Linked DNA regions of Homo sapiens: region 2 is linked to region 1. Evidence: chromatin loops called from intact Hi-C (ENCODE). Cell type or tissue: CD4-positive, alpha-beta T cell. All regions are shown on one strand. Links, peaks and the distances in the headings refer to the core of each region. The heading gives the core; the rest is flanking DNA. Region 1 holds the start of LOC105375146 (a long non-coding RNA gene). Region 2 has its middle 750 kb from the start of MGC4859.

What was found. A loop is a pair of places that touch in the nucleus more often than their neighbours do. Peaks named below come from ENCODE experiments on the same cell type or tissue, not always from the same donor. Only the 100,000 strongest peaks of a DNase experiment are listed, where the experiment ranks them.
Region 2: a loop joins it to region 1, with 6 times the contacts of the local background. A loop is called at or near these places in 2 of 110 quality-filtered maps.

The regions. Positions count from the first base shown.
Region 1 is chr7:9,951,536-9,967,791 of GRCh38, forward strand. LOC105375146 (a long non-coding RNA gene) reads left to right here and starts at 9,415. Exons shown (of 4, transcript NR_187856.1): 1 at 9,415-9,630; 2 at 9,750-9,888. In CD4-positive, alpha-beta T cell, for the core only: no CTCF peak of the experiment used is centred there; no DNase peak of the experiment used is centred there.
Region 2 is chr7:10,023,019-10,039,274 of GRCh38, forward strand. No RefSeq gene overlaps it. Among named protein-coding and RNA genes, the nearest start is that of MGC4859, 750 kb to the right of the region's middle. RefSeq lists an enhancer at 1-218 and a silencer at 1-218. In CD4-positive, alpha-beta T cell, for the core only: no CTCF peak of the experiment used is centred there; no DNase peak of the experiment used is centred there.

The DNA of each region.
Region 1 (16,256 bases), core at 5,409-13,408:
GGTATACAATACAATATTATTAACTGTAGTCCTCATCCAATACATAAGACTTATTCATTTTATATAATTGCAACATGGTACTCTGACTTATATCTATTTTCCCCATGTTCCCACCACCAGAAATCAGTATTTTACGATTGTTTCTATAATATACATTTAACTAATTTAAAACTCTACATATAATTGAGATCATGCTTTAGTTTTCTTTCTGTGTCTTGCTTATTTCACTTAGCACAATGTTTTCCAGATTTATCCATTCTGTTGAAAATGGCAAAATCACCTTTTTTAAGGCTAAATTTTATTTTTTAATAAATTACTATTTTTTAATTCATTCATCTAGTGGCAGAAACTGAGGTTTTTCCATAGCTTGGCTATGGGGATTAATGGCTCAATGAACATAGATGCACAAATACAAGGTACTGATTTCATTTTCTTTGGATTTATACACAGAAGAGAAATTGTTGGGTCACATGGTAATTATAGATTTAATTTTTGAAGAAGCCCCCAATTTTCTATAATGACTGTATCAACTTACATACCCAACAACAGTGTACAAGCATCCCCATTTTTCCACCACCTCACCACCACTTATTGTCTCTTCTCTTTTTTATAATAGTCATCCTAATAGATTTGAGGTGATATTTCATTGTTGTTTTGATTTGCATTTCTCTTGTGATAACAGAAATTGAGCACCTTTTTAAATACCTGTTTGTCATTTGTAAATCTTGAGGAATAGATATTTCTCAAATGAAAACATACAAAATGTCAGTTCCTTTGCCCATTTTAAAATTAAATCATTTGTTTTTTTGTAATTGAATTGTGAGAGTTTGTTATATATTTTGGAAGGTAACTCTGTTAGATATATGGTTCACAAATATTTTCACTCAATCTCTGGGATGCTTTTTTGTTTTGCTCATTGTTAATTTTGCTGTACAAAAGCCTTTAAATTTAATGTAGTCTACTTGTTCAGTTTTGTTTTTGTTGCTTGTACTTTGGTGATCATATAAAAAATCATTGCTGAGATCAATGTTGTCAAGCATATGCCCTATATTTTCATCTAGGTGTCTCATGTTTAGGTCTGTCATGTATGTTAAATTTATTTTTACACATACGGTCCAATTTCATTCTTTTGCATGTGGATAACCAGTTTTCTCTTCAGCAGTTATTTAAGAGATTCTTCTTTCCTCATTTTTTTTTTCATAGTGCCCTTGTTGAAAATTAGTTGATCATACATGCTTGGGATTATTTCTGGGCTTTATTCTGTTCCACTGGTCGGCATTTTCATGCCAGAGACATACTATTTTGGTTCCTATGGCTTCGTAGTATCTTTTGAAATCAGGAAGCGTGGTGCCTCTCGTTTTATTCTTTGTCTTAAGATTGCTCTGACAATTCAGGAACTTTTGTGGTATTATACAAATTTTAAGATGTTTTTTCTATTTCTGTGAAAACTGTCCTTTCAATTTTGATAGGTATTAAACTAAATATATAAGTTACATTGGGTAGTATGAACATTTCAACAATATTAATTTGTTCAGTCCATGAGCACTGAATATCATTTTATTTGTTTCTTCTTCATTTTATCAGTATTTTATAGATTGCAGTGTACAAATTTTTTATCTCCTTAGTTAAATGTACTGTTAAATATTTTACTCTTTTTGATGCTATTATAAAAGAGATTGCTTTCTTAATTTTTTTTTGGATAGTTATTATTTAGGTGAAGAAGTGCAAATAATTGTTGTATTTTAAGTTTGTATCCTGCAGTGTTTCTGAGTTCATTTATTAGTTCTAACATTTTTTGTGTGATCTTTAGAATTTCTACGTGAAAGATCATATGATCTACAAACAGGGATAATTTTACTTCTTTTTTTCCAATTTTGATGCCTTTCTTCTTTTCTTGTCTGATCACTCCTGCTGGTACTTCCAGTATAATGTTAAGTACAAGCGACAAGAGTAGGCTGTGGTTATTTATAGTACCTTTTTACACTAGTTATCAGTTATCAGTGATCTACACACCACTACTACAGCAGTAGAGTATACTCAAGTTGATTATATATTTACCTGTACCAGTGAATTTAAACTTTCATATGGTTTTATGTTACTAATTCTCCACCTTTTGTTTATGCTTAAAGAACTCCCTTTAGTATTTATTGTAAGGCAAGTCTAGTGGTGATGATCTCCCTCAGCTTTTGCTTATCTGTTACTGTCTTTATCTCTCCTTCATCTTCAAAGAATAGTTTGTTTGTTGTAATACTCTTAATAATTTTTGTTGCTTTTTCCAACTCTTTGAGTTCCAGTCTCTCCTGTCCTGCAAAGTTTTGCTGAGAAAACTTCTTTAACCGTATCAAAGTTCCCTTGTCTGTAATATGCTTTTTCAATATTGTTGCTTACAAAATATTTTCTTTGCCTTTGATTTTTGACAGTTTGATTAAAATGTATCTTGGGGAACTCTTCTTTGGATTGAATCTGATTGGAGATCTTTTAGTTTCATGAATCTGGATATTCATATTTTTTCTCAGACTTTGGAATTTTTAAGGCGTTATTTCTTTTAAAAAAGCATTTTACACGTGTCTCTATTTTTCTCTCTCTTCTTCAGAAACTCCTAGTATGCAAAACTTAGCTGTCTTAATGGCTTAATGGTATCCCACAGATTCTGTAGGCTTTTTTCATTCTTTGTCATTTTTTCCTGTTTTTTTCTCCTCTGACAAAATGATTTGTTTTCAAGTTCACTTATGCTTTCTTCTACGTAGTACAGTCTGTTCTTGAAGCTCTCTGTTTGCATTTATTTTACTCATTGTATTCTGTAGCTCTGAATTTTCTGGGGTGCTTTTGTATTCTAACTCTTTGTTGACATTCTTGTTTGTTCCTGTATTTTTTCCCAGAATTCATCAAAAAATTTACTCTGGATAATCTTATAGTTCACTGAGCTTCTTTAAACAATTCTTTCTAATTGTCGGGCAATTTATGGAACTCCAATTCTTTGAGGCCAGTTATTGAAAAATTATTTTCTTCCTGTAGTGATGTCATGTTTCCCTGATTTTTTGTGATACTTGTCACCCTGAAAAGGTGCTCATTTGAAAAACGTAGTCACATTTTCCAGGCAGTATATATTAGTTTTGGTAATAAAAAGCCTTCATCTGGTGCCAGGGGAAATGGGTCACTCTGGGGCACACTGTGGCCACAGATCTAGTGGTGTAGGTTGCCAAGTTTGTGGGTCTGTGGTGACTCCAGGTCCAGCTGGACATGGTGTCATATTGAGTTAGACAACTGAAATCTGGGATGTCAACAACTGTGTGATCCTTGGTGGTGAGGGCTGTAGGAGGTCCACAGTGGCCATAAGGGCTCTTAGTGTCCTTAGCAACAACTTGGGTTCAGCAGCAAGGTGCTGGGGCAGGAAGTGAGGGGAGCCAGAACTTGTGTGTACACATTCTGCTGCAGATGTTGGCTGACAGCACATGCGTAGCAGCAGAGTGCCAGCTGCAGCCTTGTGCATGGTGGTACGGTACAGAATTAGAGGCAGGGGCTGGAGTAAACTGTGGTGCGTGAGTTTTGTTGGAGGCTGGTAGTATGCATGTGCACAATTGCAAAGTCAACTGTAGGCTGGCAACAGGGGTCAGACCAGCTATGTGTTTGTAGGTTTCTGAGGGCATGAACTGGAGTTGTATATGCACATTCAACTACAGGAACCAGCTATGACTTTCAGCAAACATTAGGCGGTAGAGTTGGCTGCTTTTGCACATGCAGCTATGGAGGCTGGTGTTAGTGGCATGAACGAGCCTACATACAGGTGTTAGCTATTGGTGCATGGCAATGGGGCAAGAGCTTACACTGGGAAATCCCAGGTCATTTGCATGCACATGCACAGTGGCTATGCTGGGTCCCTAGGCCAAAGCACCCATAGCAGCAGCATGTTGGATGGCTCTGGGGAAAGAAAAGGGAGAAGGGTGGTTGCTGTTCTTTCTCAAGTGAACATTGAGCTCTTTCAGAGTTATTTTCATTCATAAATAGCTACCAAATTCTTGTTCTTTGTGGGAAAAAGCAATGCTGGGACCTCCTACTCTACCATCTTGCTGAAATTGTACCTTCATTAATGATTCTTTTCAGTATCAAAGCTTTTTCTTCTTCATATGCCAGGCTTATCATATTGATTCATAATGTTTTCTGAACAAAGAATTATTCCAAGTTGTTTTATGTATTGTTCTTAATTGTAGAACTTTTTCAGAACCACTGCACAATTGCTTTGGCTTTGGGGTATCTGAATATATTGAAGAGAGTAATTTTAATGAATCATCTGTTTTAGCAGGACACTGGTCAAATATCACCCACAAGAGAATGTTAACATATTTAATCACACTAGTCAAATTCTACGTACCCAGTTTTGATAAACAGCTTTGAGTGGGGAAGACAAAGAAAATTAACATTTATTGAGTACATGAACTCTGATAGATATTAATTGACACAACTAACCTAGAACATAAATATTACTATCCTCATTTTATGGGTGAGGAAACCGAGGCTCAGAGAACTTTAATTATTGGGTTAAGGTTAGACTTTAAGTTTAGATACTTAGAAAGTAACATAATTGAGAATTCTCTTTAGGGGTTCCTGTCTCTAAAACCTATTGATGTTCTTTCTCTTCAAACATACTGCATCTAACACCGTTTCTAATCTAGCAGAGTTGAATTGTTTTCTAATCTAAAAAAAGTTGGATGTATTAGTTTATATTCTAAAATGTTGTGGCACTGTTCATTTGTGTCTGTTGTAAAGAGCTACTAATGTGGCCTCTTTTGGGCTCTATGATTAGCTGAGAGATTTCTACAGGTCCCCCCACCTTCCTCTTCTTTTTTGAATATCACTATAATTGAATTTTGATATTTCCATCTTGAAAGTCACCCAAAGAGGCCTCTAAAAGATGACTCTGGTGCACCCCCTTTGCAAATATGATTAACTTGGGCTATGCCATCTGACAGGGTTAGCCCCAGTGTTCATCAAGGCGTTTCTTCTGAAACTTCCCCTGGCTCATCTCTCCATGTCCACGTCACTCCCAATATCCAATCATTTGTCAAGCACTAATGTGATAGTAGCCATAGGAGAGGAAAAAGGTGGATGGATTTGAAAGGTTTCCAGGCATGGTGGCTAATGCCCGCAATCCCAGCACTTGGGAAGCCAAGGTGGGTGGATTCTTTGAGTCTAGAAGTTCAATACCAGCCTGTGCAACATGGCAAAGCCCCATCTCTACAAAAAATACAAAAATTAGCCAGGCATGTAGTCCCAACTACTAGGGGGCTGATGTGGGAGGATCATTTGAGCCCAGTAGGTGGAGGCTGCAGTGATCTGAGATCGTACCACTGCACTCCAGCCTGGGCAACAGAGCAAGACCCTGTCTCCAAAAATAATAATAATAATTAATTAAAATAAAACGTTTAAAGTAAACAGCACTGAAAGAATGATGTAGCTAGTCCAGCTGTGTGGAATACAGTAACATTGTCTTTTGCCTCCTCTCATGTCTCTGCATAAACATAACTGGGCTACAGGACCAGTTAGGTGCTCCCTAAAAATATTATCATTGTGCCTTCCATTTTTCCTTGTAGCATTTCCCATATATTTTCATAAATAGTTGTAGGTACACAATCTGTTTAGTGTCTATCTTCCTAATGGATTCAATATTCATAAGGGAAGGCAAATGAATTTTGCCTTGTGGAACACTATTCTATTCCAGTATATAACATATTACCTGACACATACTAGGAACTAAAAAAAATTTGTTGAAAAACAAACAATTCTGTAGTCCCAGCTACTCGGGAGGCTGAGGCAGGAGAATGGAGCCGAGATCGCACAACCGCACTCCAGCATGGGCGACAGAACAAGACTCCGTCTCAAAAAGATAAAAAAGAAAAGAAAAACAAACAATTGATTGTTAGAATCTAAATATTTCCCCTGCTATCAAATTGATTTAGTAAATTTTAACTTTTGATTTTCTATAATAGTTATGAAGTATTCCTAATTTATCTTCTAAGAGTATTCTATTTCCTGTCTATGATCTCTGCTTATGTGCAAAATTCTTTAATTGTTTGTTTGTTTTTCTTTTTGTCTCTCTTTTAGGGGCATTATGTAGATTGTCTCCAAGTTTACATTAAAGCTTGCTGTTTTGAACATCTCTCATGCACCACTTTAGATGCCCTAACCTTCTCCTGTCTTTGTTTGTTTGTTTTTGTTTTTTGTTTTGTTTTGCTTTGTTTTTGAGACAGAGTCTGGCTCTGTCGCCCAGGCTGGAGTGCAGTGGCACCATCTCGGCTCACTGCAAGCTCCTCCTCCTGGGTTCACGCCATTCTCCTGCCTCAGCCTCCCGAATAGCTGGGACTACAGGTGCCCGCCACCATGCCCAGCTAATTTTTTGTATTTTTAGTAGAGACAGGGTTTCACCATGTTGGCCAGGATGGTCTCGATCTCTCCTGATCTCATGATCCACCTGCCTCCGCCTCCCAAAGTGCTGGGATTACAGGCGTGAGCCACGGCGCCCGGCCGTTTTTGTTTTAAAAGATACTATGTTTGTGAAAGTAACTAAGTTATCATTTCTTTCCTATTTCCTTAAAAGATGAAACTATGCAAAAGATGTTTTAAAATGGTCTCGAATAAAAAGAGATTGTGAAATTTCTTTGGAAATCAGTGCTTTCCAATTATGTGTCTTTTGGGAGTAATAGCAAAATTTAGGCATAATCTTATTCCCAATACAAAAATCAAGTATTTTTAGAATTGTGGGAAATTTAAAACATTTGATTACACTCTTCAATAGTTGAAAATAATCTCAGAAATACGTGAATTTAATATAAAAGAGAAGTCCAAGAATAATACATAATTTTACATTGTATTTTCAAAATTGCATATTCATAATTAATAAAATATCCCTTTAATTTAAAAGGGGGAATCATTTTTTAAAAGAAAATCCATCTCAATGTTATAAACATATCTGTTGTATAAAGGGTTAAAAAACCCCTAAGCTTTAATTTGTAATCTCATTTGTTTTAATGTGGCTTTTGCATCTCTAGATCTTGATTTAATTGCAACTTGTGCCACTTCACGGGCAATTTGCCTGGATAATGCCTGCCCCCACTTCCCCTCCCATTAGCTGAGGGGGTGACTTGGATTCGGACAGTCAGAAGTTATGCTCCATAGGGCGCCAGTTCCTTATGTCACTCTTCCTGCCTCCCTGCTACTACATTACTTATGGTTAGTTTCACGCTGAGCACATTTTATTCCACGTTAGTACCCAGTTATTTTTCAGGTGGCTTTGCAGAACAGATGTTCATAAGTGAGTTTCCATCTTTCTTCTTTTTCCTGAATATTTTTCACAAAAGACTCCCTTGCTTTTCTTCATTTAGTCCAGAAGGAAACAGAAAAAAGAAAGAAAAGAAAGACTCATCCTAATTATCCTAAAAAATTTGTTTCTTAGATATCTTCCTATATAATTAGTTCCCATCTATTTCTCTTGCTATATACCTTTGTTGAAAAGAAATTTGCTTCATGGTTTTCTTATCTATTCCAATGCATAATTTTTTTTTGCCTGAAAATTATGTTTTTATTTTAAAATTTGATATAGATGGCTATTACATAGCTCTGTCCGCATCATCTGCATATACTGCTTCTATTCCAGTTTTCATCCAGACCTAAGCCTGAGGTCATGAGTTAATCTTCAAGAGAATTGGCTTCTTTATTCCCTTCCAACTCTTTCTGTTGCTCCTGTTTTAAAGTTTAAATGTCATATGTCCTCACATTTGCTCTTTGTGACTTGTCATCAGTGACTTGCATTCTGTCTGCGATTTTAACAAATTAAAAATAATCTTAAATTTCTCTCTGAAATCTGAAATCTATTCACTAGGGAGAGACACTGCAACCTTTGAAAGAAAATGAAAAGTTCTTCTCTTAGTTCTTCAAGAGTAAAATAGAAGCTTTTAGATCCAGAACCAATTAGATCTCTGGCCTTCCCTCTCTGTTGCTAATCTCGGCAAAAATCCCAGTGTACAATTAACTACACACATATTGATCCCCCAGGACATTACAGTTGGAGTCAATTGGGAGTTTTCAGGACTAAAAATCATTTACAAATCGAGGTTAAAACAAACAAACAACAACAACAAAAATAAACATTTGCAGAGTAACCACTTATTTCAAATATTTGTCAATAGTTCATTCTATAGGTAAAAATTCTTATTTTGATAAGAGTTTTTTTTTTTGAATCCTAGTCCACTTTTTATTTATTCCATATGCCCTTGAACTAAACTCTTGGCAAAAACTTTACAGATTGTAAGCCGGGTGGGGAGAAGACTGAGTGTTAAATCATGAGACAATTAAATTGATCAATTACAATTCAAATCATCTCTCTCTCTCTCTCTCCCTCCCTCTCTCTTTCTCACACAAAAGAATTTGTAAAAGCAGAATAAAAGGCTTCTAAATAGTTCCACAATAGTAGATTATAAACTTTAATTATTCTTTCTCAAAAACTTCTTTAAAGGAAAGAGAAGTAGAAATCTTTCCCAAATGTATTACAAATTCAAAACCTCTATTACTACAGTATTTAGACATTTATCATTAATAATAGTAATCTTGAATCCTAGAGCTTCTTGTAACTTTAAAGTGCTGCTTTCTTTAATAGAAAGAAAGAAAGAAATCCCAATACCCCATAGCCCACCATTAAACCAAAGTCATTTCATACCTGCAACATGCCATCAGCCATCTCTTCCTGAGAAGGAGGGCAGCATGCTGCCAATCCATAGCTGTCATTCACACACATGGCTCGTGGGCAAAGGGGGAGAAGAAGGGAGCCATTAGCCTGTAATTCTTAAAATTTACATCCTCTGTAATTTTCAGCAAAGGCTTTCCTTTTTTAGTATCTAAAATAGACTGAACCACCACTACCACAACCACTTCATGGCATTTTCCTAGAGTGAAAACAGACAGCCCAGTTAGGTATTTCAGGATCAAAAAAAAAAAAAAAGGGGGGTGATTTTGTTCTGCATCTCAACTTCCCTGTGACGGTCAAATAACAGAAATTCGTTTATCCCATCTGCCTTCTTTAATGATCATGAACAGTGACAGATCCCAGAGAGAATGTACAACACTTTCTGCTTTCCAATGCTCAGTGTCATTCTCTGTCAGAAAAAATTTACAAGTTGGCTTTCATGTTTGTAAAGTTCAATTCCCAGAATAGTAGGTTATAAATAGTGATTACCATAAAATACGCCACATCTAGATGTTGTTCCAAGAAAAAATATGGAACTGGATTTTGTTATTTCTTTTTCTGGAAATGCACAAATGTGACATAGCTGCTCCTCATTCCACTCCTTATTTTAGGGAGTTCACACATATGTAGATTATTTTACTTAAGAATGGAAGAAAACAATTCATTAGCTGAATTTTCATATAGTAGGTATGAGTCCAAACATCCTCTCAGGAGTTCATTATCTTTTCACCCTGACATTTTAAAACACAATGCAACAGGCTAGGAGAAACGAACTTTGAGTAGATGACCTGGGTTCTAAATTCTAGTTCTGATCAGGGGAGCTAGGATAAGGTGCATGGATCCCCTGAGCCTACATTTTCTCATTTTATAAATAAGGAGACTAAAACCAATAATGTGTAAGTGCAAATTCTAATAGCCTTGGATATATTTGAAGCTAATAAGAAAGATGTTAGAGATAGCAGAATTGAGTTTTCACTTTGGAATTCTTCTAAGTTTTCTGTTCTATTCTGAATAGCTCAGGAAACACTGGACAAGCTGTTTGGGCTCTCTAGCCTTGGATTCCTCATTTGTAAGACAAAGAAGATAATCCTACCCTATTGCCCATGTTGGTGTGGGAATCCACAAAGAAGGACACGGCACTGTTCCAAGTCAAGGTAAGGTGTCTATGAATGGTGACCACTGTTATTATTTCAGAAAATCAGTAATAATACCGAAAATTATGTTTCCCTCTCCTTAGCAATTGCCTTCTAGGAGAAGAGATCTTCTTTCTTTTCTAGTGTAATAAAGTATGATTTGTTACTCTATTGTTGTACCTATGTGACAAATGCATAGCAAACTCAGAAACATTCATTATTGATGAAACAAGAGTCACATACATTAATCATAATAATAAAAGGAAAAGAGAAGTGTAGTCAGTTCTGCTGTAATCCAGCATATGTGTTTCTATGCCAAATTACGCAATAAAAAACAAGCGGCTTAGGGGAGAAAAGAAGTTAGGAGAACAACACTCAGAAATTTCATCAGTGACACATGAAAGACTGGTAGTAATATAATGAAGATAGTAGCACAGTTAAATGCGTAAGGAATGCATAAATACTTCAATAAATATGCAACTTTACCTTAGAAATGAGGTGAGGCTGCTCTTGGAAGGGTTGTGACATGTAAGTTATTGTGGAGTCGTGGAAGGGGGTTATCTGAAATTGGAAGGAAAGTTCTAACACCAGATGTGGGTGTTTGTGGCTCATAACATGTGTGATGAACTGAGGTAGCTGAGAGATAGTTGACTGTGTGCCTGTGTGCATTTTGTGTATTACTGATGGGCTCAGTCCAGCCATGTGCAGCTTTCTGCCTTCTCTTGGTGTTTCTCGCTGACAAAATCAGGCATAATCACACATGAAATTTGCATTATGCTCAAATTGTTCCTTAATATATCAATTTCTTTGGAACAAATTTGTTTTCAAAACAAGCATTATAGCAGAAATGACAATATGTAGATTTCCTCAAACGTATTCCTTATAAAGATTATGTATATATGTATATGTGCATATCTGTATATATAACATTGAAGATGAAAACATAAATAGAATTCACTGAATTATGATTTTCTTTGCTATGATCATAATAAAATTATTCATGGTTGAGTATCTTTGCATAATGCTGCATTTTTTCCAGCACATCAAAGGACATTATTTGTTTAAAAATGCCAAATACTAGAAAAAAAGAATACATCTTACAAAATCCTTATAAGCACTCTTTTGATTTAAACCTTTTTTCAAGTTTCATATGTGTCTCAATTTCCAGCTTCAGTGAAAACAAGAGAGAAGGTGGTGTGGAAGTACAGATACAGAAGAGAAGAGAATAGGGTAATGGAAATTCAGTTTAAAATGCAGACAAATCTGCCGTTTCTGCTTGATAGCCTGTAACATTTCCATGTAGTGCACTTTGCATGGCAGAATAGCTACTAGTAATAGAATTCTCTCACAGTGGAGGTTAATTACTTTTCAGCTACAGCAAAATAAATTTCCTGTCAAGCTCATGGACAGGACTATGCCAGTGTCCCCATTTTTACCTTCAGTTTTAATTCAATGTTAATATCTGACACTTGCTTGCATTTAGTGGGCTGTTCCTCTGAAGAGTCGGAGCCCCAAAGGAACACTGAGGGACTGTCAGTTATGTAGTATCAAAGTACGTGTTAAAAAAGTGGTTTGCCTCTCCCGCAGTGTACCATAAAGAAGATTATCTGACCTGCCTCTTACTAGAGAAAACAGGATGATCCTCCTGGCAATGTGGGAAGTGAAACGAAACACAAGACAAGGAACCAGGGAATTCCATCTTTCCCAGTCCAAAGGGCAGCAAACCCTGGATTTCTATTGCTTCTCACACCGATTGTAGGGAGGCTTTAAGAGTCATTCGTTTCCATCAATTTTCAATTTAATAAGGCCAAGCCCACTGCAAAAAAAAAAATGCTGAACTTTATAGGATAATGTTTCAGCGGCTTCCCTTAATTATCCAGTTTGGTAGCTCAATTTTTCTCCCCCAGTGAAATATCCTGTTTATGACCATCATCGTGTCCTATCATTGGGACAGGCACTATCACAGTCTCTTAATCTGTGCCAAATTTGGCAATCCTGAAGGACAGATGGAATAGGGAAATGATCCTACTTGACTTCCTACTGTATAGAAAACCCTGTTCAGGGAAACAGGAATAAAGAATCAGGAAGCAGGCTGGGCATGGGGGCTCACGCCTGTGATCCCATCATTTTAAGAGGCCGAGTGAGAGGATCACTTGAGCCCAGGAGTTTTAAGAGTAGCTGGACAAACTAGAGCGACCCATTCTCTACAATTTTTTTAAATGAGCTGGGCATGGTGTGGGGTGCCTGTGATCCCAGCTACTTAAGAGGCTGAGGTGGGAGGATCACTTGAGCCGAGGAAGTTAAGGCTGCAGTGAGTGGGCCATGATTGCACCACTACATTCCAACCTGGCAAACAGAGTGAGACCCTGTCTTTAAAAAAGTAGGGGAAAGAAAACAAAGAAGCAGAGTGTACTCTGTTGAAAAGCCCAGACTTCATAGCTAAAATATTTGTGATTGTCAGTAAGAAAAGAACAGATATGAGAAGATATTTTCAAGTGTATTCTTCTTTCTACAATACAGCTCTTCATTTTCAGAATTCCCCGCCCTGCATTCTCTTCCCATTAAAATCTTTTAGTTCGATATATCCGAGTAGTCAACACATAAAACCTATTCTGATTTGGCTAACCTCACTATCCTTTGAAATGCTATAGCGTTCTATCTTATTCTTTACTGTGACACTTATTATATTGTCTCGTATCACAACTTTAGTTTTGGGTTTCATTTTATTTTTTATTTTTAGTTTACTGCATTTTCTAGCATAATGCCTTGCATCTAGTGAATCCTCAATGAGTTTGTTTTTTTTAATTGACTTTTCTTGATACATAATACTCTTCTAGTACAGAGGAAACTGGAGGAGGGGATGCTCCATGCATTAGAAGCTCTTTTATATCTTCAACACTTGATATTAAATTCATTTGAAATTCAAGATTCCTGTAGAAAATGATATTTGACAGTGGATTTCTGAGTGTAAAAACAGTATAAGGTGATAAGTAAATATTTATGTATGTGTTTCTGGGGACTGGGAAGAAAATTACCAAGACCCATTTTACCCTTCCCAAGGTTGAAACCAAACTGAAAATATAATACCTGAGATAGAATAATGGAGATCAGATTATCATTTTTACTAAGCATAAATGTGGCTGACATGCCACAGTTAAATCAAGCTCCCTAAAATTTCACCCCTGGACAACTTTATGCATTGTTTACAAGAGCAATAGAAACCACTCAAGCAAAGTGCATGATGGCAGAGTAGATAAACTAGGTGGGCTTTGTGGACAGGGAATCCAAAAGGCTGAGGCCCACACATATAGGTTCTCCTCTAAACTCACCAACAAACACAGTTACTGCTTTCTGGCTGGTGCAGAAAGGTCTGGGGAGGGAAATGCTTTTCTCTAATAAGAACAGAGAAAAATGTCTTAGGACAGGATGAGTGGGGAGTTACCATTCCTGCCTGAGTCACTATGATGTCCATTTTTATTAACTGTCTTTGATGATGATAGAGAATGGTCTTTGCTATTAAGGGTAAGTATAATTTGGAATTGAATTTTTTCTTAGAAAAAAATAATAGCAAGTGGAAAAACCTTAGTGAAAGTGAGGGAGAGCCCTACAGCCAGATGGAAAGGGATCAGTCTTGGTCTATAACTGCATGTACTGGACAATGCCCAGCTGAAGGAAAAAAACTCTGACAAGCGACAGAAAAATGGAACACATTTCTGAGTATTCTTTTGCCTTGAAATTTTGTAATAATTGTTCAACCATTTGTTTAGTAGTCCAGAGAAATTGCTCATCTGACAGAGTTTCTGAACCTTGAAGATAAAAGTCCTTCTCAGTCATTACATTTCTATTTGGAGTAGGGATGAAGCATGGAAAAGAAGAAATAATGTTAGAAAAATGTTCAAGTACCATTGAGGTAAAACAGTCTGTTATATATACATAACATAGTTATATGTATTCAAAAGTTGTAAACTCTGTTTATATATATGTGTGTGTGTGTGTGTGTCTGTTATATATAACAGTTGCAAACTCTGTTATATATACATAACAGTTGCAAACTCTGTTATACATACATAACAGTTACAAACGCTGTTATATATACATAACAGTTGCAAACTCTGTTATATATACATAACAGTTATATATATATAAAACTATACAATATATATTATATAATATCTATGTTATATATATATAACTTTTTCTGTAAAGAGTCAGAAATTATTTTAGGCTTTGTGGTCTATACTGTTTCTTTCCCAACTTCTCAACTCTTCTGTTATATCAGTAGCTTGAAAGCAGCCAAAGACGTAAATGAATGAGCATTGCTGTTCCAATAAAACTTTATTTATGGGCACTGATATTTGTAGTTTGCATAATTTTTATGTGCCACAAAGTATTATTATTCTTTTGAATTTTGTCAGCCATTCTCAGCTTGCAGGTGATAGAATGAGTTGGATTTGGTCTGTGGACCCTTGTTAGCAGACCTCCAAAACAAAGAGTTCACTGAAATTTGAATTCAATCTTATCCTGAGTAAACCTAGAAAATAAACTTAGTAATTAGCAGTTGTCTACTCTATAATCTACAGCTTAAATTCTGAACCAAAACTCCTTCTCCACTACTGTCAAAAAAAGTTTTGTAAAAGCCAGCGTCCATGAGATTTTTAAAAAACCTACAAAAGAAAAGAAGATGCAGATTATCCATTTTGATTCTTGCCAAACCAACATTTCATTGTATATTTGCACAGGTCTTAACCTAATGGATTTAGAATGGAAAGAAGTAAAGGTTGAGAAATTGTAGAACCTTAAGAATCAGTCTAATTTAGGGGTACAGGATAGGGACTTAGAATTCCTATGAGGGGTACCCAATTATACAGAAAAATGTTAAGCAGAGGTAAACTGATGTCATTTCTCTTCTCGCTTATTTCATGAAAGAGCAAAGGAGTGAACTTCCACTAGACAGCTTCACTACGTTCTGTGGAAGATAAAACTGGAAGTTTCTCAGGGTGTAACTAGCTCAAGCTAAATTTATTCCAGAGCTTTCCATGGGTACCACCTGAACAGGAATGGCAGGGCAGGCAACTGTTATTCATTTAGAAGCTCAACATCCCCTTTTCCTTCTCTCTTTCCATGTCACAAAGCTGCTTTAATGTTCCCTAATCTTGATTTTCTTCTCTCCTTTTCCCCCTGCTTTCCCAGGTTTTGTTCTTCAAATTAATTACAGATTAATATGTAGTAGACACAGGACAATTTTAAGTAAAGAGCAACATTGTATCTTCATTTCTTCCTTCTATTGCCCTTCTCATGGAATAAATGCTGCCGTTTGTGGTGTACACTGATACACATTTGAAGTATAAATATATACACAGAGTTATTTTAATTTTAATTATTTTTACAGTAATTGCATTATCCTATATTTTTCTGTACTTTTTAAAAGCATATTTTACTGTTTTTTATGCTGATTTATTTAATGTCAGTTATGAATATATCATGGACACCTATCAAAGTCAGTAAACAGTTACATTTTTTTTGGTTTTATTTTTTCCCTGCATAGATTTTCATGGCATGGATAAAATATTATGTATGTAGTCTGCCTCTAGTGGGTAAGCTAGGAGAAGATTTCCACTTTTTCTTTTTCCCTTATTTAAAAAAATACATGCATACTGAGGAAGTTAGACTATACGGTCTATACCGTTATTTCCATATCTAAATTTCTGCGATTCTCTGAATGCATTTCCGCTGCATTTTGCCAGGTGCTCTACCAAGAGTAGAGAGAGGAACTGTACTGTAAGCCAGTTTTTTTTAAAAAAAAGAAAACTAAGGAAGGAAGAAAATGCCTATAAAATATGATATGATAGTTATAATAATAAAATAATTATCTGTAAAATACTTTATAATAAATTTAGGTTTTGTGTTCTGGTTATTCAAAAATCTAAATAATTAATAAAAAAGTAATAAATTAACTAAAATGTATGTTAGAGAGGAATATAATTTTAATGTTATTCAATCACATATTTGATTTTTTAAAGGAAAATCATTATTTAAAAATTTTACAAGAAACTTCAGTCTCTCCCTAATTCTTGCTGGTTAGAAGGTTATTGTGCTAAATGGAGAAGGAAAGGTAGCAAAATGTTAACACATTTAAATGGCCTCTAAACTTAACTCTTTACCAATATATATAGGCTGAAGTTTAAAGTGCATATAGGAGCCTCTAAATGGCACAGATTCTGTGTCTCTGGGCAGAAAATCCCATATAATAAGGCCAAAGCAGTTACTGGAAAAGAAAGTTGTGGTTTTAATGCATTGTTACTCTGCTCATAATTTATCTAGGGTTTGTAATTTGCAGATGGTCTGCTGTTCACCTCATTCATCACAGTGCGACACCAAGGAGAGGAAAG
Region 2 (16,256 bases), core at 4,855-12,854, 71 kb after region 1:
AAAGCCTGTAGCTTCAGTCTTGGTCCCTCTCTCTCTCTTTCTTCCCCACTCCTACCACTGCCGGCCCAGCTTTCTGATGGTTCACTCTGAGGGAAGCCATATTCCATTCCAAACATTCCCAGAAGAGGCCACTGTGGCAAAGCACTGAAGTCCTTGGCTAACAGCCAGTGAAAAAAACAGACGCTGTCAATAACCAGAAAAGTGAGTTTGGAAGTGGATCCTTCCCTAGTCAACTCTCCAGATAAAACTGTGGCCACAATACACCTCATGTGGGACCTTGAGTCAGAACTACTCAGCTAAGGCTCTCCCAGAATTCTGGTTCACAGAAATTGTCAGATAATATTTATCTTAATCTCCTGAGTTTTGGGATAATTTGCTGCATAGCAATTAATACACCAGATGACATATCTATCCAATTGTACCCAAGAGACATCATGCTTGATAATATGAGACATACATAAAGAGTGGACAGCATGTGAATGCTTAGCATATTTACAATCTAGTTAAAATAATTAAGATACATACAAGTAACATAAGACAGTCAAGAAAAAAATGTGTACTAAAATAATGATATTAAGAAAATGACATTGAAACATAGGAAGTAGAGTCATTTTTGTTGAGGAGCTGCATAAAGCCATATAGAAATGGCACAAGTGAACTGATGTGTGGCTGGTGACTATGATTTGTACATAAGGCATTCCAGGATGAAGACAAAGTTTGCACAAATGCATAAAAATGGTAAAGTACAGAGTGTACAAAAAAATCAGAAAAAAACTTAGTTGGACTAACTGTATAGCAGCATATGTAATAGATTAGAAAAGTAATACCTATTCATGAGACATAGAATATATTAATATTCCAAGTCTAGCATAAATTAGGTGATTTGGGGAACCACAATTTATCTAAATTTTCATATATGCTTTGTTAAAGTGTTAGCAATTTTGATATATTCATGGTCTTGCAAAAGCATCTGTATTGTAGGTTGGGATGCCCTTGCAATGCTATTTCACTGCTGATCCATTACCAACAATCAATTGGATACATGCAAAAAGAGAAAAAATTGCATCTGAGAAACAAAGATAAAACTGAAAAACTTTATAATTTTCTGGAGTTTATACTTGAGCATAGTCATGGATAATAAGTTATGTTCAGCATTCCAACTCTCAGGAATTGGTCGTAATTGCCTAGATATCTGTGTTGTATAGGAACATAGGCTATATCTGAGTTTATAGAAAAATTGTGCCATGATCATTTTGGAATGTCTGCCATGGCAACAACAGAGAAAAGAGGTGGCATTTGTACATGCTATTTGCCATATTTGTATATGAAAGAAGAGGTAGAACATACACAGGAAAAGAGGACCATAAAGTGATTATGTTAGCTCAAGCTGTGACACATTTACAATAATAATTGTTATTAAATTTTTTTAATATTTAAAATATTAAGATTTGATTATTATAGGAAGCTTTAGAAGAACAGAACTCACGTTCAACCTTATAGAATAAGTTGTATATTATTAGAAAATCTTTAAAAATGAGAACATTTGTATTTACAATTTAAGTTTTAATGTTGCATCATTCAATGTTTATTCCCATTTAACTTAGTTTTACATATTAAGTTATCTCTGGATTCTATCAGTATTATGGATCAATTTATTTGTAAGTGTTATATTTGGTCAGATAGTTTCCATACTATCCACATAGGTAACAAACTAAGCAAATCAGTTGAGAATGTATTTATTTTCAAGTAATAGATACTTGACTAACTGAAAGTTGAACAAAGAGGGGTTCTTTTCTTCACATATGAAAAAATCCATAGATACACAGTTGCTGGCATTCCTTCTGGTTTTCAGTGATGACATAGTAGCCTCATCTGTTTCTACTTCCCTTAGCCACCAAAAGCATGCTAGCATCTCACCTCATGTTTAATGGCTTCTGGTTACAAAGACTGGTATAGCTCAGGACACCAAGTCTAGGCTCAAAGTAAAAGCATGGTGGAAGGGGAAGGAAGGGCCCAGAAATAGTTCACTCCTTTTAACAGGACATCAGATATCACCATAAATTTGATTGTGCAGAACTTAGTCCTTTCCAGTTGTAAGCAACGCATTATCTATTACTTAGGGATATGCACATTGCTACTCCAAATAAAGTCAGCACATGGATACTAAAGAAAAAGAGAAGAATGGATAATTTGTAAGCAATAAACCATGCCTGTTTCACGAAGCATAACGTTACACAAAATATGTGCGGTAAGCCCACAGAATTTATTTTCAAGAATCATTTAATGAATTATGTTATCCTTGATAGTTGTAAAAAGAATTATTATTCATTCACCAATAATTTATAAATCACCTATTATGTGGCAAGCATTTTTAAAGTTTTAGGAGTGTAACCATTCTGAGGTTTATTTTGGAAACAAGTTACTTTTCAAAAGCCAAATATATCAGAATTTACATTTTTAATATAATCTTGGAAAACTAAAGCATTGAGTCATTCATAACTATAATAATAATTAAAATATCATATATGAAAGTGACTTTATTTTTATAAACTAGAAAAAACTGACAGGTGAAATAAAAATACCACTTACAATAGAATAAAAAACATCAAATATCTACGAATAAATATAACAAAAAAAGCCCAACATCTCTACAATGAAAATAACTAAACATGAGTAAGACAAATTAAACAAGATAAATGAAGGGTAATTCTATATTCATGAATTGGAAAACCTAGTATTTTTAAGATTTCACTTTTACTTTTACAATTTGACATAAACATTTAATTCCATCCCAGTCAAAAGCCTAGCACATTCTTATGCTATCTATCCAGTGACAAAAAATGTATATGAAAATGCAATGTATCTGGTATAACCAAGACAATGATGAAGAAGAAAAAGTTCAGAAGCTACCCTACCCTATCTTAAAACTTATTATGAAGCTACAAAAATTAACAAGCACAGAGTTAGCCTAAAGATAGATGAACGTACTAAGGAAAGTTCAGAAATAGACATATACATGCATAGTCATTTCATTTATGACTATTAAATAATTGAGCCAAAGAAACAGACACAAAGAATACACAGTGTGATTCCATTTATTTAAATCTCAAAATCAGGCAAAACTAATGTATAGATTAGAAATCAACATAGTAGTTATTTGGGGCAGAGGAAAAGCTGTAATTGGAAGGGAGCAGAAGAGGACTTTGGAGGTTCTTGTAATAACCCACTTCTTGCTGTGGGTGCTAGGGTGTTCATTTTGTGAAAATGTAATAAACTGTGCAATTATGATTTTAAGGATTTATATGTGTTATACTTTAATAAAAAAGTTTACATAAAAATCAATGCTTCCTCTGCGCCAGCAAGAACCATTATAAATGTTATGTTAAAAAATAGAACGGACCCTTTTTAATAATAGCCATTCTGACTGGTGTTAGATGGCATCTCACTGTGGTTGTGATTTGCATTTATATAATGATCAGTGATATTGAGCTTTTTTCATATCCTTGTTGGCCGCATGTATGTCTTCTTTAGAAAAAAGTCTGTTCATGTCCTTTGACCACTTTTCACTGGGGTTGTTTCTTTGTTTTGTTTTTTTCTTGTAAGTTTGCTTAACTTCCTTATGGATGCTGGATATTAGACCTCTGTCAGATGCATAGTTTACAAGTGTTTTCTAGCATTCTGTAGATTGTTCACTCTGATGATAGTTTATTTTCCTGTGCAGAAGCTCTTTAGTTTAATTAAGTCCCATTTGTCAATTTTTTGCTTTTGTTGCAACTGCTTTTGGCATAGTCATGAAATCTGTGCCTGTTCCTACGTCCAGGATAGTATTGCCTAGGTTGTCTTCCAGGATTTTTATAGTTTTGGGTTTTACATTTAAGTCTTTAATCCATCTTGAGTTGATTTTTCTATATGGTTTAAGGAAGGGATCCAATTTGAATCTTCTGCATAGAAATAACAGATGCTGGTGAGTTGCGGAGAAAAGGGAACACTTATACATTGTTGGTGGGAGTGTAAATTAGTTCAACCATTGTGGAAAGCAGTATGGCAATTCCTCAAAGAGTCAAAAACAGAACTACCATTGGACACACCAATCTCATTAGTAGGTATATACCCAGAGGAATATAAATCATTCTATCTTAAAGACACATGCATGTAAATGTTTATTGCAGCTTTACTCACAACAGCAAACACATGGAATCAACCCAAATGTCCATCAGTGATAGACTGCATAAAGAAAATGTGGTACATATGAACCATGGAATATTATGCAGCCATAAAAAAGAATGAGATCATGTCTTTGCAGGAATATGGCTGGAGCTGCAAGGTATTATTCTTAGCAAACTAACACAAAAACAGGAAACCAAATACCACATGTTCTCACTTATAAGTGGGAACTAAATGATGAGAACTCATGGACACAAAAAAGGGAACAGCAAACATTGGGGTCTTGTCAGGGGGGTGCTGGAGAGGAGCAGAAAAAACAACTTTTGGGTACTAGAGTTAGTACCTGGGTGACAAAATAATGTGTACAACAAACCCCTGTAACATGAGTTTACCTATATAACAAATCTTCACATGTATCCCTGAAACTAAAATAAAAGTTAAAAAGTAAATAAAGAAATTTGATTCCTTCAAAAATGATAAAACTGACCCAAAGTACCAAAGATTAAATATCTATAGAATGCCTCAGAATAAATTCAAGATAAAATGTACAAAATCACTATGGATTATAAAATATTGTAACAAAAAAGACTTGGCAAAAAAATGAAATACATACCCTGCTACTGAATGAGAAGACACACTGTCACAAATGTTGATTAAGCCTCAGGTTCAAATACAAATTAAAGGGACCTTCAATCTGAATTTCAATATAATTTTTCACGGTATTTCCCAAATTGACTCCTATACATAATACATTTCAAACTAGCCAAGTCAAATCCTAAAAATAAAATAAGAGATGGTTTTGGACTAACATTAAACAACTGATTTTAAACGTCTGAAATTAGCTCAGAAATAGACAAGTAAATCAAAGGAAGAGTGCCTGTAAACATACATATATGGGAACTTAGTGTATGTCAAATACAGCATAAGAAACCAGTTAAGAAAGGGTAAACTATTCAGTATCTGATATGGTGGTAACTTAATTTTTATATGCTGAAGGCATCCTATCTACCAAAATATTCAAAAACTAAATTCCAGATCCAGTTCTATTTAAAACTCCAATTTGAAATATTACTGTTTAAAAATTATTAGAAGAAAATATAAGTTAATATATTTATGATCTCCATGAACAGCAAGTATTTCTTAGGCAAGTCCCTCAATGAATAAGTCAGTAAAAAATGATAAATTTAAACATAACAAAATCTGAATAGTCTATTTAACAAAGACAAGCAAAAACCTGTGAGAAAAAAAAAGATAGTACACACTATATTACATATAAAATATAGGAAAAATAAAATATAGGAAACACTATACTACATATGAAAAAAGATACGTATATACTATATAAAGAACTTCTGTAAATTAATAAAAACAAATTACAATAGAGAAAAAGAACATATTAAGACAGGTCACAGAACAAGAAAAAAGAATGAAAAATATACTTCTATTTTGATAAGATCATTTTGGCTGTGTGAAGAATAGAGTGCAGGAAAATAATGCAGAAATTGGGAGACTAGATAGAAGTCTACAGTAATGATCCAGGTGAGAGATACTAATGGTACAGATCAGGGTGTAGCAGCAGAAATTCTGATACATAGCCAGATTCTTTGTATATTCTGTTGATTGTGTCATAGCATTAACTAATATATTACATGTGGAGTATGACAAAAGGGAAGTGTCAAGGATGAGTTCAAATTTGCTCTGGAGTTAGCCTAAGTAACTGGCAATATGAAGTTGCTATTTTCTGAGATGAAAAGTTCATATCAGGAAAAGGTTAATAGGAGAATACCAGAAATTCAATTGTGAATCTGTTAAATTTGAGGTGCCTGTAAAATACCCAAATATTGGCCAGGCGCAGTGGCTCACGCCTGTAATCCCAGCACTTTGGGAGGCCGAGGCGGGCAGATCACGAGGTCAGGAGATCGAGACCATCCTGGCTAACATGGTGAAAACCCATCTCTACTAAAAATACAAAAAATTACCTGGGGGTGGTGCCAGGTGCCTGCTATCCCTGCTACTTGAGAGGCTGAGGCAGGAAAATGGCTTGAACCCAGGAGGTGGAGGTTGCAGTGAGTCGCCATCACGCCACTGCACTCCAGCCTGGGCGACAGAGCGAGACTCCTTCTCAAACAAAGAAACAAACAAAATTCCCAAGTAGTGTCTCCTCCTTTCTTTCCAGGAGATAGTTAATATATGAATCTGAATTATGCAGAGAGGAGGGGACCTAGAATTGAACACTGGGCCACTGTAAATTTTAAAAGTTGGGGAAAAGACAAGTAAAGGTGTGAAGTGGGAAGAAAGGGAAGTAAATAAAGCATTCCAAAAGAAAGGGTGGGACTGAATATATCAAAGTCTGCCATTTGTTCAAGTAAAGCCAGGACTGAGAATTTAAATTAAATTAAGTTTAATTTAATTTAAACATAACAAAATCTAAACAGTCTATTTAACAAAAAAATACTAAAAAGACAAGCAAAAACCTGTGAGAAAAAAATAGATAGGATACACTATATTACATATAAAATAAAATAAATTTAAATTAAATTAAACCTAACAAAATAGGCCTTTGAAAACTTGTCAAGAGGTTTAACTAATTGGCGAAGAGTCAGGAGAGGAGGAGAGGAATAAGGAGAACAGAAAACTCTTTGCAGAAATTTTTTTGGAAATATGGTTGCATATGGGGAGAGAAGTAGGATTAAGAATGGTTTGTTGTGTATTTGCTTACTGTTAGTAATAAGTGTTCTCCTGAAAGATTTACATACATACACGAGTATATTTATACCTGTAGAGTAAAGAGATTTAGTATGAGGAATTGGCTTACATGATTCTGAAGTTTGAGAAGTCCCACAATCAGCAATCTGGAGACCAAAGAAAGCAGGTGGTATCATTCAGTTCAAGTCCAGAGGTGTAATAATGAGTGGAGCTGATAATGCAAATCTCAGGTCAAGGGCAGGAGAAAACCGATGTCCCTGATTCAAATCCTAATCTCATCTATAAACACCCTCATGGACACACCAGAAATGTTTCACCAGATATCTCAGTATCATATGGCCCAATAAGTTAACGCATATAATTAACCAGCACAAGTCTACTCCTTGCTAACTTGGCACCCATACACATCTCCTTAAGCCATAGTTACTCTCCAAATAAGATAATAACAAGATCATAAATCATAAGTCTGCTTAACTTGATACAACCGTCCTGCACACAACTGAAGACACATGATCTCTTTCCCCAAAAGAGGAGGTAATGTCTTTGAGTTTTATTAATTCATCTCTTTGATATCCCATAACTTAAATACTATGATGTAAAATTAACAATACTTAAATACTGTGATATAGAGTCAATATAGCTTATATTACATAATAAAGGAATAAAATGGAAAGAAAATAAATAAATTTGATACACACAGCTGTATTTATAACAAACTAAGAAGAAAATACTCATGACAGTTACAGTCCTTGTTTCTGTAACTAGTCATGTGTTTATAGCTGGTATTTATAACTACTTATCCTACTACTTATTTCTTTTGCCGTCAGCAAGCACCTCAACTGGCAGTGGTTCTCTACCTGGTGGGATGACCCAGACCTTCATACCTGAGGGTTCTGGGGCATTAGTAGTTTTTCCTGGATTGGATTATTATAGTTTTCCATTGACCTTAATCACAGGGCACGGTAATAGTAAGAGACACCCTAATGAATCTCTTGTATTCCAGATATACTCTTCCTTACCTTTATTGTGGAGTAATTGTCTAATTTCCCTTTGTCAGGATCAATTACTCACTTCAGCCAGCTCTGTGACTCCCTTCTTTACCTCTTGATTCAAGGCTTGAGGAGCCCAAAGTGGCTAGGCAGCAGTCTTAACTTCCAGTTCAATGAAGTCATTGTTGGTTGTGTCTCTTGGTAGAAGAATTACTGCCTCTAGAACTAAGACCTCTGGCCAGCAGAGCTTAAGGTTACAGGAACAGGAAGCAAGAATTTTGCTAGTAGGTCACTGAATGTGAATGAGTAGTGTCATTCCCATTACCATGCCTTGATTCCTGGACCCATGAATCTTGGATATCGGAGAAACAGAACCGAATATTGAATGATAGTTCAGAAAGCATGCAGTCTTCTGAAGAACTCTGTCCCATTCTGACAAATGATAGCCACCTAGCTGGTCATCAAAAGGCCATTTCACTGTTCTATCAAACCAGCTGCTTCAAGATGAGGGATGGGAGGGTGCATGGTAAAAACAGTGAATTCCATGGCGAAGAGACCATTACCACAGTCTTTTGCTGTGAAGTAAACTCCGTAATCAGGTAATGCTGTATGGAATATCATGAGAGTGGATACAGCATTCTGAAAGTCTGTGAGTGGTAGTTTTAGCAGAAGCATTGTGTGCAGGGAAGGCAAATTTGTGTCCAGAGTAAGTGCCTATTTCAATAAGAAAACATTGCCTCTTACATGATGGAAGCAATCCGATATAATCAACCTACCACCAGGGAGCAGGCTGATCATACCCCAGAAAATGGCGCCATACTGGGGTCTCAATTGCTGACAGGTTGTGCATTCAAAGGTAACCATAGGAAATTTGGCATTGGTGCGTGACTGTCAATGTTGCTGAGCTCATGCATAATCTCTATTCCTGCTTCCATAGCCACTTTGTTCATGAACACACCGGGCAACGACAGGAGTAGCTGGGGAAACATGCTGTCTGGTATCCACAGAATAGGTAATCCTATCTGCTTGATTACTGAAATCCTCTTCATCTGAAATCACCCTTTGGTGAGTATTCACATGGGATACAAATATCTTCATGTTGTTTTCCATTTAAAGAGATGTATCTACTTACCTCGTCCCCCAATTTGTTTCCCAATTTTCTTTGTCATCAGTTTTTCTATTATATCCCTTCTAAGCCCTGACCATCCAGCCAAACAATTAAACACAGTCCATGAATTTGCATATAATCATAAGTCTGGATATTTCTCCTTCTAAGTAAAGTGTGTAACAAGGGAACTGCTTAAATTTATATTCACTGGGAGGAGTTCCCTTCACCACTATCCTTTAGGATGTCCCAGGAAGGGACTGTAGTACTATAGCTGTCCATTTTCAGGGGATGCCTGCATATTATGCAGATTTATAAACCAGGCCCAAGGCTTCTATTTGTCTGTCAACTGCATAGGAAACTTCCCATGAGGCCACAGATGCAAGCTGAGAGAGAAAGGCTTGTATATCAGCAGTGGGGACTATGAGTATTTGGGCCACTTCTTCATGTAACATACTTGTACCTGTTCAAGCCTTATTATGTATATACCATTTCTGTTTGATGATGCAGTGCTGCTGTGTACACTCACTTTATGGCTCAGTGGGTCAGATAACACCTAGTTAATGATAGGCAGTTCAGGTCACATGGTAACTTGGAGGCCCATGGTTAAATGCTCAGTCTCTACTGTTGCTCAGTAGCAGGCCAGGAGCTATTTATCAAAGGGAGGCATTTTCTGTGGAGAATGGCCAGGTATTTCTCCAAAATTCTGAAGATCTTTGCTATTATTCACAAAAAAGGGCCTGGTATTGTCTCCAAAGAGCATTCCTATCTGCCACTGACATTTCAAGCACCATTGGATCTGCAGATCATATGGCCCAAGAAGCAGAGAAGCTTGTACAGCAGTCTAGATCTGTTGCAGAGCCTTCTCCTGTTCTGGGTCCCATAAAAATCTAGCAGCTTTTTGAGTCATTTGGCAAATAGATTAGGGTAACACCCGAATGAGAAATATGTTACCTCCAAAATCCAAAAGGAATTACTAGTCATTGTACCTTTTTTGTTGTAAAAGGGTCCAGATATAGAAACTTATCCTTTAACCTTAGAAGGAATATTTCAACATGTCCCACACCATTGGACTCCTAGAAATTTCAATGACATTAAAAAATTGTGAATTTTTGTCAGATTTATTCCCCACCCTTTGGCATGTGAGCGTCTTACCAAGTCTAGAGTAGTTGGTATTTCTTGTTCACTAAGTCCAATCAGCATAATGTCATCAATGTAATGGATCAGTGTGATCACTTGTGGAAGGAAAAGGTGATTAAGATCCCTGCAAACTAAATTATAAATAGGGCTGGAGAGTTAATATACCCCTAAGGCAGTACAGTGAAGGTGTATCTCTGGCCTTGCTAGCTGAAAGAAAGCTGTTTCTGGTGGGCCTTATTGACAAGGATGGAGAAAAAGGCATTTGCTAGACCAATATCTGCATACCAGGTACCAGAAGATGTGTTAATTTGCTCAAGCAATAAAACCACGGTTGGTACAGCAGGTGTAGTTGGAGTTACCACCTAGTTAAGCTTGTGATACTCTACTGTAATTCCCCAAGATCCATCTAGGTTTTGCTCAAGTCAAATAGAGCTGAGTGGAGATTTAGTAGAAATCATTATCCTAGTATCTTTCACATCCTTGATGGTGGTAATAATCTCTGAAATTCTTCCATGAATGTTGTGTTTATTATGGTTTACTATTTTTCTAGGTAAAGGCAGTTGTAGTATTTTCTACTTGACCTTCCCCACCAAAATAGCTCTTACTCCACAGGTCAAAAACCAGTGTGAGGATTGTGCCAGTTACTATTTCCATTCCAATTATGCATTCCAGAAGTGGGGAAATAACCACAGGATGGGCTTAGGGATGCACTGGGCCTACTATGAGATGTCCCTGAGCTAAAATACCATTGATCATCTGGCTTCCAAAAACTTCTACTTTGCCTAGTGGACCACAGTCACATTTTGAGTCTCCTGAAATAAGCATCAGTTCAGAGTCAGTGCCCAGTAATCTCCCAAAGGTATGATTATTTCCTTTTGCCCAATATAGAGTTATCCTGATAAAAGGCAGTAAATCTCTTTGGAGGAAGCTGGGAGAAGGATTAACAATATAAATTTTTGGTATTGTACCCAGATTCTTCCTCAAGAGGACCCAGTCTCTCCTTTATTCAAGGGGTTTTGGGTCTATAAACAAGCTCAAGTCTAGTAATTGATTGACAAACTGTGACTCTATGTTTTTGATTCAGGTCAGATTTGTTTCCTATAATTTTTTCTCCCTATACAAATCAAGTAAGAATTTAGTAGGCTTCCTATTTCACTTTTAGAAACACTGTGACCAAGTAGCCAACACGATTAGTCTGTGTGAGTCAGGCTGTTCTGATTGCATCTTCATCTCTGCTGTCTGTTATGGTGACCATATCCACTTTGTCTTTGAAGGCTGAGTGCCAACACTTGGCCCCTGGTGTCCCAAGACCCAATTACTCTCATTGTATTTATGTTTTCCAATTTGGTAACTGCAGTTTCCACTGTGAGGTTTGTCCTACAGAGAACAGTGATCAAAGAGCTTTTTAAGGATGCTGGGTCCTCCCTCACAATGTATTTCTCACAATTTTGGTGAAAGTTATCTCTTCTGGACTTCACCAGTGTGGGTGAGGTCTTCAATGACAAATCCATTCTAAGATTCTAATCTCCCTAAGAATTAAATGGCTTGCTCTACATTAAACCAAGGAAGGCATGGCATCTATAAGTTGCTCACTGTGGGCCACCTTTTGACCCATGTTTCAGTCAACCACCCAAACTGTGAGAGCCCTTTCTAACTCCCCAAGCTGCAATATTAAATCCAGAATTTCTGCTTAGTGGGCCCATATCAATAAATTCAGCTTGGTTCAGCTTTATGCTTCTTTCACCATTACCTCACTCCTCTAGCATCCCTTCCCACACATGTTCACTGGATTTCTGTCTGTGCAAATAAATTATAGAACTCAAGTGTTTTTTTGGTGTTTAGCTCACTTCCTCACACTTTGTACTTCACCTCTGGGGCCCTACTGGGACTTGAGTCTAGTTATAGGTCTAGACATAAAGAAGTGTGGTGCGGGTGGATCCTGAAATGAATCAGCATTCCCTTCCAAGGAAACTGCCTCAGAAGAGGTCACCACAACTTCCTCACACAATACAGAATGATTTCTCTCAGAATTCAGGTGAAGAGGCTGCAACTACTGAGAATAGAGGAGCTACACAGCTAGGGGTAGAGAGTCTCTTCCACTAGAACGAGGAACGCAATTCTGCCTAGAATAGAGAGGTCACATACACTGGCAAAGAAGACTGATCAGAATTTCGAAGTTCAGTGTGGTCAGCTTCATCATGGTCTACACCCACATCCTCATCTCAACATACAGGATTCCATTCTTTTCTAAACAATGCCCTCATTTTAGCAGTAAACATTCTGCAAGGCTAGGAGTTCAATTTGCATTATAATCCAGCCAGTTCTAGGACGAGAATCTATGCTTGATTTTTAGCAATCTAATTCCTGAGTCTACAGGACATAAGCATTTCTTTTAGAGCACACATGAAAGGTTACTGATCATTTATGCAGCCCTTGGGCCATGAGTTTGAATCTCTGACCTCATTGTTTTGGTACCATTTTGACCAGTGATATTAGAAGCAACTAGCTAACCTCAATTATATTCATTAGTTTTCCAAACAATATTTGCAAGTATCACACAGATAGTCTCTCAACTCATTGCTTCTTATAAATTGCTAATCTGAAGTCTCCAGTAAAGATTTTGTGTATCTCTATCGCCAGATCATGCCATGGAATGTTGCTGCTCTCTTTACTACTGGAAATAGAGTCTTTAGTGTCTTTAACTGTAATCAGATTAGAGAGCCAATTTCAAAAACCCCAGAATCAATTCAGAAAATTATTATTACCATTCTGTTTTTCTAGACCTACTCTCAGGGTTAAAATATGTGTTAGTCATTGCTCTCTAGAGAAACAAAATCAATGGGATATGCGCGCACACACACACACACACACACACGCACATTCTCACTACAGTTGTCCCATAAGATTATAATGGAGCTGAAAAATTCCAATTGCCTAGTAAATTTGTAGCCATTGTAATGTTGTAGCACAATTACAACATGTTAAATAGCTATTATTTTAGAATGTTAAAATAGCTATCATTAGTGATTGTGAAAAACAAGCAATCCAAATATTCACCAATAAAGTCTTTGTAATGTAAAGTGTGACACATCTTTACTATAGAATACAAATTAGCCAGTAAAATTATTATATCAATCTCTATATAGATAAATTATCAACAATACATTAAACAGGTGACAGTGGAGAATGATCCCATTTTTCTAAAATTGAGTACATATGCATAGAAAAAAAGTTAAGGAAATACTCCAAAGTGCAACATTTTATTTCTAAAATATGCAATTATGGGTGCTTTTCACTGTATGCATATATCTATATCTATACATCCTCAGCTTTTAGGTAAAGAATATTTTTTAAAATATTACAATTATATAAGGAAAGAAAAAGTATCTCTAACAACTTTCTGATTTAAAAGCAAAAATCTCTCTCTTACAGGCACAATAGGATATACACTATCAATCAGGGACCCAACTTCTAAGTTGATAATGACGGATCATCAAAAAGAACTAGTCCTTGGAATTTACTGTTATTCTTTCACTGACAAGAACAATATCAACCATCTCCATCTTGGGGAATAACACCATTACTTTTCTTCAGAAACCAGTCTACCTCATACAAAAATCCAATCTCTGTTCATTACTGGCACCTGAACAAGATGTCTATTTAGTCAATTTTCCAGGCAAAGAAAAACAAGAGTTCCACAGTTCACTCTAAATCTCAAAACCCCAAACGATTACATCAAATGGATAAGGTCCAAAATTGAGACTTTTCAGGGAGCAGTAAGAGCTATTTTGCCTCTAGGGTGTCTCTGCTTTTAGAACGAAGTGATGCAAACTTTCATAAAACAATTTGTCACTGCAGATTTGTGAGATTCAGTCTCCCTTGAGGCTGATGACTGCTCAATGTTTTATGTATCATGATGCCAGACTTGTCAGGATTTTATTATTATTATTATTATTACTTCAATGACTAAATTGAAGCTTAGAAAATCGAGCCATTCTGTTTTTACTGCCTTATGATAAGTAATGGTTAATAAATATAGAAAGCAAGCTTTAGTAAACATTTTCACCAAAGAAGCCCGAGAATGCCTGAGATGACAAGTGTCCATGGATCTTCAGTGGGATGCTTATTCCTGCTTCATGTCATGGATACTTTTGCCCTTCTTTTCTATCTTTACTTGAAAGTCGTCTTAACTATTCCAAGAGTTTAAAAGATCCATGACCATTTCTTGAGGTCATTTTAAGAATTGCCACATAGGTAAAAACAACTTTGGGTCAAATGTAATACACAAAATGTTTTTTGATTGCCTTTCATTTGCATGACTTTCATAACATTATGAATTTCAGCACCTGTTTTCAACCAGTTCAAGAACATATTATTTCATTAATATCAACCTTCCTCAAAGTGTCAAGTAGAATAATGAGATATAAATTTGCCATAACTGATATGTTTAAAAAAGTAAAGTGATAATTCTGCTATTATTTGGATATGTACACACACAAAAAATTGTCACTCTTCATTTTTCTTTTAACAAAATTGCAAAAGGAAAGGGAAATACAACTGTTATTCATATGTTCCTTAAAATAATATTTTATGGCTTTTATATATAGGTTAATATTTTTCATTTTATATGTTATATATCCCTGGGTTCTAAATATTTTATAGATAAGACAATAATCTTTTAAAAAATTATATTAGTTTCTATGAGGACATACAGGTAGTAGGTGGTAAAGCTAAGATTTGAAATCTGCTCTGCTGTGCGGGAAGCCCATCTTTAATTTTGCTTATTACATAAAAAACTTGATTATGTGAATTGGTGGCATTTGAAAGCCCTTTCCCACAGCATTGTGATGCTAATAATTACAATAATTGTCATTTTATGAACTACATTTAGATTTAAATCATATTCAAAAAATGCTAACTTAAGAATATATTTTATTAAATATAATTACCCTAAAATAAATTTAAATAAAATCATAATATAAAACATATTTTTAATTCAATTAATCAAACATAAAGGAAGTGACAGATACGGTAAGAACACAGGCTTTGCAATCAAATATATGTATATATTTGTTTCAAATTTAGCTCCTGCCTTCCCTAGTTTGCTCACATTAAGCAATTTACTTTATTTCTGTATGCTTCAGTTTCTTTATCTGCAAAATAGATCCTCTAATTCTTGGAAACAATTTGAAACTTTTTGACTTTTCTGTATCCTTTTCCATTTTTTCTAGTGGTATCTTGATTTACTCCTATGCAAATTCTTCATAGTCTATGGTCTTAGTACGACCATACCTTTCTCTGCTCACTCTCACAATCTAACCCAAAAGAACAGAGATCTTTATCTTCCTTCACTTGAGAATGAACTGAAGGGAACATATGTCCAAAGTGTGACAAATCAGAGGCTGACCACAGAACTTTAGAGAGTGTAAAACAAAGCAGAGAGGATATTTAGAGGCCAGATTCATCACAGTGGAGAGGATTGAGGATGTAGGAGGGCCAGGAGATGAGCACTGGAAGAAGAGGGACATAATCATGACTCTGACTCTTACTGCTTAAACCCATGAATACCCTTGTTTCCTATTTTTTCAAACATCATCTCTAAACCTCCTATTAACTCTATTAGCTTCTCACACAAACTTTTCCTAAGGAAATTCTTTTTAGAAACTAGAGTTTTTTTTTCTTTTCTTGTAAACCAAAACCTGGTTTATACAATAATAATCAAGGTGAAATGAAGTAATTTGTGTGAAAGTATCAGAAAAACTGGCATAGCAAAAATTTTAGCTATTGTAGTTTGTTATTATGATTATTACTTTTAAAATTTTTTTCAAAAAGGATTTGTGAATGTTAGAATTATTTAAATGTGTTCTGCACACATTCCTCAGAAAGAATACTCCTGGACACAAAACACATTGCTAAGCACCTGGAATAAAATATCTCAGTCTTATTTAGCTTTTTTTTCCAGGTCCTTAACAATGTGCTTTATACATAGGAGTGCTCTGTAAGTATTTGTGGAATGAATTAATTCAAACCTGAAAGAATGTGTACAGATGTTCTTATTACTCTGCTCTATCTTTACAATGAGATGGTGAGGAGATGAGAGTAGCGGAAGACATGGTTACTAGCTAATTTCAATGTTGTTTATAGAAGCGAAC